Linked DNA regions of Homo sapiens: region 1 is linked to region 2. The links are chromatin loops, found by intact Hi-C in ENCODE. Cell type or tissue: GM12878. All regions are shown on one strand. Each heading gives the region's core, and the rest is flanking DNA. Links, peaks and the distances in the headings are about the cores only. Region 1 holds the start of PARM1-AS1 (PARM1 antisense RNA 1). Region 2 overlaps PARM1 (prostate androgen-regulated mucin-like protein 1).

Evidence for each region. Peaks named below come from ENCODE experiments on the same cell type or tissue, not always from the same donor. Only the 100,000 strongest peaks of a DNase experiment are listed, where the experiment ranks them.
Region 1: it touches region 2 in a loop (4-fold over the local background); 3 of 110 quality-filtered maps call a loop at or near these places.

What each region holds. Positions count from the first base shown.
Region 1 is chr4:74,966,620-74,972,002 of GRCh38, forward strand. The region is part of intron 1 of PARM1 (prostate androgen-regulated mucin-like protein 1); the gene reads left to right. It overlaps PARM1-AS1 (PARM1 antisense RNA 1), which reads right to left and starts at 3,743. Exons shown (of 4, transcript NR_121617.1): 1 at 3,668-3,743; 2 at 2,872-3,022; 3 at 125-1,057. In GM12878, for the core only: no CTCF peak of the experiment used is centred there; a DNase peak (open chromatin) is centred at 2,369; H3K4me3 peaks cover 403 bases; H3K27ac peaks cover 643 bases.
Region 2 is chr4:75,034,176-75,039,558 of GRCh38, forward strand. All of the region lies in intron 3 of PARM1 (prostate androgen-regulated mucin-like protein 1), which reads left to right. LOC107986289 (a long non-coding RNA gene) reads right to left here. Exons shown (of 3, transcript XR_001741728.2): 3 at 2,880-3,624. Among named protein-coding and RNA genes, the nearest start is that of LINC02562, 48 kb to the right of the region's middle. In GM12878, for the core only: no CTCF peak of the experiment used is centred there; DNase peaks (open chromatin) are centred at 2,116 and 3,256.

The sequences.
Region 1 (5,383 bases), core at 194-5,193, 67 kb before region 2:
GGTCAAGAAGAGGGCACAGGGGAACCCAGCTGAAATTCAGTCAAGGAGAGGGTCTTTGTCATTATCAGTCACACTGATACCATCTGGTTCGAATTTGAGTGGTGACTATACTACCCACATTCACCTCATAGCTTGACTTGCATCCAGATGATTTGGTTGTATTGTCTTGGCCTGGGAGCAGATTCCACTTAAGATTTCACATTCACCATCTAGAGTTTGGCCATTGGCATTACGGGTGTTGATGTTATTTGAGCCAATTTCCTCCCAAATTGATTGGTTTGTGGTCCTGGAGACAGTAAGCTTTTGGGATTTGGCATGTGATTTTACAGATGATTTGGTACCTGGAATCCACCAAGCCGTTCTTTCTCAGAGCCAAAGCCCTTGAAATATATTGACCTTTCCAGTCAAAAGATCCTTATCCAGGTGTAAGAACTGTAAAAACTTTACATGTAATGCAAACATGAATTCCATAGATCTGCCAATTTAGGTATAGAAGATAAACTACAGAAGGACTTTATTTTCCTCTGGGCCAGTCCAGCACATTAATTCACATTAACATATTCAGGTAAGGAAGGCTTTGAAAAAATTAATAAGCTCAGTCTCCACTTTGCGTTATTTATTCTTGGTGCAGAATGTACGGTTTTATTTGTTTGTTTGTTTATTTTGTCATTTGGGTAATTCCTGGAGCAGTATCTCTCCATGTAAAGTCAAGTGACAAAATGAGGGCAGCCAGGCAATTTCAAACAGAACCAGTTTTGTTTTTTTGGCCTGTATTCTGACCTAAAATAATCCACACAATAACCCCATTTCTTCACCTGACTTTGGCTCTGGAGACACCTTAGAGTTGTGTCTGCAGAGAGACAGATTGCGTCATGGAGAGCACCAAAGCAGAGGCCTTGCTGGGGTAAGGCCCTTGAAGGCTTATAGTGGCACATCGGCTGGGCTAGTGAAAACAAGTTCAAAGTTGGTTGGGCTTTTTTGTTTTGTTTTGTTTCAGTTCCAAAAAAAATTTTCATAGGCAAACGCATTCTGACTCTTCCAACTCCATAAATACATTCTGAAAAGACATGAAAGAAGGTCACAAAATCCAACCAAATACATGCCTACCTGTAAAGTCTTGTTCTGCTGTCATTTAACTTGTGGTTTTTCCTTGGGGAATCTTTTAATATAGGGAGAAAGTGAAACCATGGTTAAAATATTTGGCAAAATGTAACCATTATTAATAAGCAACACATAGACGGATTGTTAGCCAATACCTCAATGCTTTGAGGTTACTTAAGTATCCCACCAGCACAGTGGTAAAGTGGCAAACACAGAATTCTGTTGCCTTAGAAGAAGCTGACCAGAAAATATAAGTGTTTCATTATTTCTGAAGTGTTTGCAGGTTCCTCCCCTTTTCATTTTCCTTCTTGCAAAACTTTTTAATTCTAGCACCATCTCTTAGCCAGCTTTTAAAATAAAATTAATATATGTTTATGACTTCATTTCTTTTCAACAGTTTATGATATTTAAGGACAAGCCAACCACAGTTTATTTATAGAACTTGATCCTATTTCTGTTTCTTATTTTGTCTCCTGGAAAGCAGAGGAAAGAGCTCTAAATTTGTCAGAGAAATTAGACATTGAACTTTACTTTCCCCAACTTCTACAAATAAACTTGAGCATTTGTTTCAAGATAAGATTAAAAAATTATATCATTTGAAAATAAGATTACTAAAACATTAGGTCTAGATAATTAAATCTGTACAGGTCAGGAAATATAAAAGTTGATTATTCTGATTTTAAGCATTATTGTTTATAAGGATGCTGTAGTCTCTAATAAGACTTCAGCACTTCCTGAATTCTATACCATTTCAACTTCAAATGAGATTTAAAATTTTTACATGTCACACCCTGGTTATTTGTCAGTGTGCATGGAAGAAGAAAGAGGAAGGGAAAATAATTCTGGAACTTAATTAATTGTGAAACCAGCCTCAGCCCCTGGATGTGGTCTTGTTGACTGCAGAGATAAGGCAGTTTGGGGTCAGTTGTCTATTGTGCTTTCTTTTGCCAATGATCGTTCTATTCATTCACTCATTCATTGCATTTTTTATTCATTCATTCAGAACAAATGAAAGAACTTTTCCTTTTGGCCATTTACTTCTGTTCCCTTTTACTCAAAGGTAGCAAAATACATGATGAAACTTCCTTGAACAGAATTAAAACAAGCCTGAGTTTTGGAAGATGTCAAAATTAAATTCTAGAAATACAGGTAAATCTGTAGGATTTTTGGGTTCCAGTCATTCTGAGAATAGTGGTGATTTCCCATATTTAAGAAATGTTTTGAAAGACAGGCTTTGAAAGTAGGCTATGGGCTGGTTTGCCAGGGTGGTTTATGTTCAAAAATGGAAATAACCTTCTGACAGAGAACCAGAATGGACTAAATACAAGCACATGGTAAACCAAGTTTTGGCTGCTTCTCTCTCCTTGCAGGTGGATACTGTGAAGGTAGGTGATGGTGTGTATACAGGGCTTCTCCTGGCAATGAGGGAGAGGGTGCGGAAGGGCAGCCGACATCCCCTACTCTTTCTCACTTACAGAAGTACCCAGAGAGAGCCAAGCTCATGGGTCCCTTGTCGTTGTGTTGAGGGGGCGGCTGTCTAAGGCCCTTTTGTGGCTGTGTTAAGCAGTTTAAAGAGGGTTTGTAGGCACTTAGAGGGAAAGCATGAACCCAAATTTCTATTTTAACATGTAAGAAGGGACTTAAATGCCAGAAAATATAGTACAGCACTCAGAATGTTGTATCACCCAAGTTGCAGACAAGCAAATCTGAATGTAGTTACCACTCCATTGTATCCAGTGCTAGGACATGTGTCTTGCCTTCCAAACTCACCCAGTGGTCCTCTGTAGTCAGAGGAAGGCAGAGAGGGCACACAGCCTCACATTTCATGAGGAGAGCTAAAGGGCCCATCTTGCTGTGAAAACAGTCAGTGTTGCAAGAGGAATGATGCGTCTGGAGGCATAGCTCTGAGGCTGTCTCCTTTCTTCATCAGGCAGGGGAGGCAGAGAAAATAAAAGTTAAAAGACTGAGTAGTGTTGCAATGAAACTAAATACCTCGTGAGAAGGCAGGTGTCTTTGTTCCTCTCCCACCATGGACAGCTGGGCTGTTCCTTCTCTTCTGGGTGCTCTCAACACCTTACTATCAGCTATCACCCAGCAGATAAGAATAAAGTAGCCAAGGAGCAATAGGGGTTTTGTTTTTCACTGTTTTTGAGATTGTAGAAATTGATAGCGCACTGCACTCTCATCTTGAGATCTGTGGGCTGAGCTCCCAGGGTTCTTAACATGGGCCAAGTTAGTCTGGATGCAACCTTTTGTTATTGTCTAAGTCACTGGCAGATTTAAAAATCACAGCGGTTCACAGCCAGATGACCAGCCTAGGGATGAAGGCGGGGCAGGGGGCGGTCAGTATCTCCACTCACATGTCATCTAGTCACGATGCAGAGGTTGAAACACTGAGTTAAAGGAAGCTTATCTTCATATGAAGAATTAGAGGCCACACCTCCCTAAGCTAAATTTAGAAGTGTTAGTATGTGAACAGGAGGTATACAGTATCTCAGGTTTCCTGGGGCACCAGCCAGATAAGACATTCCAGATAATTCTCTTCCATGCCTAACTTGTACCTCACCAGTCAGGCCAGAGGAGGCACTGCAGAAGGAGCTGTCCTCTTGTGTGGCTCTGTCCTTCTTTTCAAGTTTGAGGGGGTTGTGGACCATGTGAGGCTGGACGGCTCACATGTCAGCCGCCAGGCTCTTAGTTACAGACATGGCAAACTTCCATCATTTAAGCAGTGGCACAGATGTTGTGGAGAAATCCCAGTGCTCTAGCTGTGTGGCAGAGGGAAGGGCCAGGTCTGTGAGAAAATAAAATTATTCTCAGCCTCTCTCCCATATTCCAGTAAGTCTAGATTGAGTAAAACATCTAATCTAACTGTGATAAATAGCTATTCAATTGCCTGGCACATGGATTGCCTGCTTTATAGATTTTACCGAGCATGTTTCAAATCCAGAGACCCTCTCTTACCCTGGTAAATGTCTACCCAGGCTGCTTCCAGCCTGCCTGCATGTGTTCAGGGCAGCAATTTAATTTTTATGTTATCATAAGCTAAACCTAATCAGGAGGCAAATGTTCTCTGACTAATTTAGCTCTGTTTTCCAGAGCAAGAGATAAATACCTTAGAGTGAGAGGCAATATAGAGTTGTGGGAGCCAGCACAAAGGAATCAGGGGCCTAGTATGAGTCCTGGCTCTGCTCCTTCTTCACTCAGTGACTTTGAGATAGTTTCCTCACTCCTGGATTTTAGGTTTCTCATTGGAAATGAAGCTGCATGAGCATAGTGGGGAACAACAGGAGACCTAAGGACTGAGAAGTGAGCATTTGGAGGCAAGTTGCTTACTATGTTTCATCAAGATACCCCTTCTAAGACACTGTATTAGTCTGTTCTCACAGGGCAAATAAAGACATATCCAAGACTGGGTATTTATAAAGAAAAAGAGGTTTAATGGACTCACAGTTCCACATGGCTAGGGAGGCCTCACAATCATGGCAGAAGGCGAAGGAGCAAAGGCATGTCCTACATGATGGTAAGCAAGAGAGTGTGTACAGGGGAGCTGCCCTTTATTAAACCATGAGATCTTGTGAGATTTATTCACTCTCATGAGAACAGCACGGGAAAAACCTGACCCTGTGATTCAATTACCTCTCACCTGGTCCCTCTCACGACACATGGGGATTATGGGAGTTATAATTCAAGATGAGTTTTGAGTGGGGATACAGCCAAATCATATCAGATTTTTTTTTAAGCTTTTGTTTTTGCTTTTACCACTTTAAAAATGAGATGTGTTTCACAATCAATGGCATATCCTATTTTATTAACAGCATTTTGTGTCACTCTTAAGACTACATAAAATAACAAGTGTCTGATAGTTGACACTTTTTAGATTTGATGAAATACAGTCATGTTTTTGTTTCTGAGCTGACTTTGTTTATCTGAAAATAAAGCATGAGGGTGAGGCAAGTCCTCAGATCTCCTTCCTCTCTGAGATTCTGAGTCTTGCTTTGCTGAATTGCACACTCCATCACCTACTTGCACTAGTGGGGTTAATGAGGAGCTGGCTTAACCTTTTAATACCTTACCTCTGATCCCAATCTTTTCCCAGCCTAGTCTAGACTCTTCTTTCTAGAAGAAAGTTTTCAAGGTTTCTGAGAAGTTCAAGGTATTGGGACACATTCTTCCTGCAGCACTGATTAGCTGGATGGTGTCTGCTCCTACCAAAACCAGAGGACATCTTTCACAGCCACAAGCATAATAATTTTCTGTGACACATATTTTATTATTCATATGT
Region 2 (5,383 bases), core at 69-5,068:
ATATACAGCATGATGATGCAATGGAACAAGAATTAACGTGGAGTCGGGAGACTGAAGCCTAGGCTCCCTGCCCCAAATGTACCTCATTACCCTGGGAAAGCCACATGCCTCCTAAAACTCACCTATTCTCATCTGTGAAAGGGGGTAGAAGGGTGGGATCGATGGTTCCTAAATTCTGATGTTCTGAATACTGAACTGTGGATTTGTACCCAATCTGTTAATGAGGTTTTCATTGATTCCAATGCAAAATGTAAAAAATATAAGGAAGGTGTGGCATTTCCTATAAAACCGTTTTTTCTCCTGAGATTATGTCTTTATATTTTTGGCTTTAAAATATCTTTTCTCCTATGAAATGAAGTGATAGTAGCTGAGATTTTACTTTCTTTAGCCTAATAGGAAGTTGCAATACTCTGTGAGTCCTCCATTTTTGTTTTCTATTGCTCCGTGAAATCAAGTCTCAACACCACATTACTCACAGTCTCTAAGTGTCCTTCCAGCTGTAAAATGCCAGATGGCAAGTGACAGTCTTATTTCCTAGTCTGTGCAGTGCCCATAACAAAGGACAGAAAGACACAAGCTGCATGGTGAGCACACTCACCCTTGACCTCCAATTCGTTCTCCTCCCAGGAGCCAGAACCATTTCTATGCAAGCTCCTCTGCCCTGTCATTCCCTTCCTGAAAAACCCCAGTGGCTCCCCTTGCACTGAGAATTAAATTGTAACTCCTCAGCGTGGCCCTCAGTCATCCTGGACCGTGCCTGCCTCCCCTTTTCCAATCATCACATCCCTCTCTCCCTCTGAAGTCCTGAACTTCAGAAACTCCAGCTCCCTCCAATTCTTAGGACACACCAGGTTCTCTGTCCTTCCTTCCCCAGACCCTGCAATCTTGCTACTTCCTCCATGAGATGCTTGTCTTCTAGCTCCTTCTCATGCTGTGTACATTGGCTTTCATCTCACTTCCTTTGAGAGATGTCCTTTCCAGTTTAGAGCCCCTGTTATTTACTCTCTTAGTGCCTTGTTAAGTCTATCCTGGATGTGACCACTGTCTATTATTTTATTTTATTGCTATCATTTTGTTTTTGTATATGTGTTGCTTGTTTATTGTCTCTTTTCCCCACAAAAAATGTAAGGTCCTTGAGGACCTGGATTTGTCTGTGAGGACACTGCTAGGGACCAAGACGGTGCTTGATACATTGAACAAATGAGCAGTGAACCATAAGGACACACAATCCCATGGGCACTGTGGCGCACACACACAGACACCCCTGACTTGTCCCCCAAGCAGCCATGTTTCTTCCTCAAGAGGCTGTGCCACCCTGTCCTTCCCTCCTGCTCTTGACCCCACGTGGAGCTCATGGATATGATTCCTCATCTCAGAGCACATATCCACTCTGCTGCTGCCTCCTCTCATCCCCACTCGCCACCCAGCCCCACCCAGTGCCCACTGGGAGCACTTCCCTCCTCCTTCCCTTTTATCTCCCTCCATCTTGTGTTCTAAATGTGCATCAAATCAATCTCGATAATGTCAAGTGTGAGAGTGCCTTGTAATATCACCTGCGTCTACGATACAAAGAACAGGAAAGCCAGGTTTTGAAGAGAAATTGGAATTAAAGGGCCCGCTTGACCTGTTTCTAATAAAACATTTTATAAAAGCATCCAGAAGTTTCCCCCAGATTTAAAAAAAATATTTCTCTTCATTAAGTCTGCATGTCCTTGAGCACTAAACTTAATTTTATAAATTATATCTTACTGAATGATACCTTTTTCCATCTGGTTTAATTATTAGTTTATTGCTGCAGATACACCGTATTTTAATTACGAGTTAAATTGGCTTTTATGAACTACTCTGGGAACCTCGTTTCCATTTTATAACAAAGTATCTGTTGAAAAACATGTTCTGCCCCTCCTTCCCAAAAAGGAACTTACACATAAATTTTAGAGTCATTTTAGAATCACCAATGATGAGTTCCTAAGAGGCTACATTATCAAAAATACGACCTTCACTGAAGTGTGGAGTGAAATAGAAACACTTCCTTCTTGCTACACACTTCCCCAAAATGGTGCTGAAATAACTGGAAGGACTCTTCCTCTTCACTTTGGCAAGAATTCAAGTTTACCACCTCTAAACCCACACTGGCTATAGGCAGGCAGTCTAAAATAGTGATTAACAATTCAGACTCCAGAAGCAGGGAGCCCTCAGTTCAAATCCTGGCTCTACTACTTCCAGCACTGTGACCTGGGCATGTCACAGAGCACCACTAACCCTCATTTCCCTCACCTGTAAAATAAGGGCAGTAGTTTCTACCTTGTAGTGTTGTTTGGAAGCAAGTATATAGCACTGCCAACATCATCATCATCATCAAAGTGGTAGACTGGAAGGAGCCCCAGGAAGACAGTCCTTGATAGATAGCTGTAGAGCGTCAGCCATGTGCCAGGCCACATTAGTGATGTGACACAGTTCTGCCATCACAGTACTTACCATGTTTGGAAAATTTTGTTAGCAGGCCATTACAATTTGCTCTGATGAGTGCTGATTAAAATTTTATTTTAAGCTATATTTTCCCCAGGCGTTCAGAGCACCAGATAAATTAAGTAAATGATTAAATTGAATAAATCATTATTCTTCTTCCCCATACAGCTTCTGTCTCCTAAATGTAGTAAGATATACAGTGGCATAAATATAAGGTTGCTATTTATCTATTATGCTACTTAAGTTTAAGCACTATAAACTTAAGAATGGATACAGTTATTAGACCCTTAAGGGGTTTCAGAAACCCCCTAAGGAAAGCCCCTTTCTGCTTCTCTATTAATTATTTTGGTAAAATGATAACATAAGGAGATTAATCGTTGTTATGAATCTTAAGGCTATGCTAAAACCCCTTCAGCTGTTATTTTGCCAGGTTGTCGGAAAGCCCCATTAATCGTTCATCAAAAATACTTTAATTGACGTGTGTGTGTGCATGTATGTTCCTAAGGATAGGCTTTGCTTTGGTTGGGAACTTACTCTTCTTTCTTCATCCCAGATTTCTAAAAACAATAACATAACAAAAGATCTGTTTTCTGTGGTCTTTTAGCTTGTTTGGCTGGAGCAGCGAGTGACTAAAATCACAACCCATAGGGAGCCATTAGCTTCTGACCTGCAACCATGGGATATGGCCCTGGCCCAGCCAAGTTCTCTGCAAATGCAAGGGGAGAATCTGCTTGAAAAGGCAGCCTCATGATCAGAAAAATAGAATGCTTGGCAAGCTCTGCTAACAATGGGTGGGGACTTTTCACCTTTCTTCCCAGATCCTCATTTCCTCTAAAGGCATTGTAAACTTAAGAGCCATCTGCTTTTCACACTCCCTTTCTCCAGGGACCCATTACCCCTAGTTTTGTCACAATGACCCCTGCCTGGAGAACCACATCTTTTTGTAACCTGAGCCACTTTTGGATGTGACTTATAAAATGAACTGCCCTGAACCCAGGGCCCTTCTTGGTTTATGATCCCACCTTTTAACCAGCAGCAGTGTGGTGTGGAGGGAAGAATGTGAGCTTTGCAGTCAAGTTTAATGCTGACTCTTCTACTTACTATTTAGGCGGCCTTGGGCAAATTATTAACTCCTTGATCCTCAATTTCTTCAATCTGCAAAAAATAGAGTTAATAATATGTATCTTTCAAGGTTGTTTTAAAGACGAAATGAAGTAATGAATGCAGAGTAACTGGAGAGACTAGCATGGTGACTAAGAACATGCACTCTGGGGCAAGTTTTCTTTTTTTGAGTCGAAGTCTCGCTCTGTCACCCAGGCTGGAGTGCAGTGGCGTGATCTCGGCTCACTGCAACCTCCACCTCCCGGGTTCAAGCAATTCTCCTGCCTCAGCCTCCTGAGTAGCTGGGACTACAGGCACACACCACCACACCTGGCTAATTTTTGTATTTTTAGTAGAGACGGGGTTTCACCATGTTGACCAGGGTGGTCTCGCTCTTCTGACCTGGTGATCCGCCCACCTTGGCCTTCCAAAGTGCTGGGATTACAGGCGTGGGCCACTGCGCCCAGCCTGGGGCAAGTTTCTTAATCACTTTGTGCTCAGTTTCTTCATGTAAAATGAGACTATAATAATAATAGTACCTAACTCAAGATTGTTACAAAGATTAAATTATGATACATATAAAGGTTCAGTGCCTGGTATGAGGTGAGGATGATGGAAGGTCAATTACTGTTACTGCTGTAGTTTTTAGAACAGTGCTTAGCAAATAGGGACTCAGTAAACTGGTAACCACCAACACATAGGCTGTGAGGTTGGGAGCACAGTCTCCATCCTACCATTTCCATTCAGTAGGCGTAGGGATTCAAAGGACAGGGGAGAGAAGGAGGGGGAAGATGGCACAGCAGCTCATTTCCTAATTGAATATTGATATGGCGGTCTTCCATGTTCCAGTTTGGCAGTTTCGTTAGTGCTATTCTGAAACGTCTGTGAAGTTGAATCCATGTTACACATTTATAAATGGAAACTATCTCTGAGCAGTCTTTATGCCAGGGCTTGTTTGCAACTTTAAAAGAAAGCAAAGGCCCTGTCTACCTTTTGCAGAACTATCTTTAATTAGTGATGATTGAAGAATGAGATAAGTCTGTTTTGATTTGTTTAAGTTGGCTCAAAACTGTTCAGCCAAGACATAATCTCCCTGCACAGGAGACCGTATCTGCTAAGACCAGTGATGTGGATGTTGCTGTAATTAGGTGTGCTGGTGACCCAGACAGACTACATGGGCTGTTTTCTTCACAAAAATAAATGCAGTCTTGATTTATAGACACAACAGGACCTGTCTTTTAAGACGTCTTGTTAGAAGTCACCTATTTTGCTTTATGTCTTCTAGTGATTGCAGGTTGTACAATTGGATTCCTTCTGGTTGTTAGAGTAGGCCCAGCCAGCCATAAAGGCCAAGATCTTCTAGAATTTGTTATACACAGTTGACTTTTTCAGGTCACCTTTTGGAGTTCTGTAGGTCTTGTTTACTCAATTTTCTCCCTCAGTGGTTCTTAAACTTTAATGTGCATAAGAATCAATGGAAGAGTTTATTAAAAACACAGTTTCCGGCCGGGTGTGGTGGCTCACGCCTGTAATCCCAGCAATTTGGGAGGCTGAGGCGGGCAGATCATGAGGTCAGGAGATCGAGGCCATCCTGGCTAACACAGTGAAACCCCATCTCTACTAAAAATACAAAAAAAAATTAGCTGGCCCTGGTGGCAGGCACCTATAGTCCCAGCTGCTCGGGAGGCTGAGGCAGGAGAATGGCATGAACCTGGGATGTGGAGCTTGCAGTGAGCCAAAATCGCACCACTGCACTTCAGCCTGCGTGACACAGCGAGAAAAAAAAATAAAATAAAATAAATAAACAGTTTCC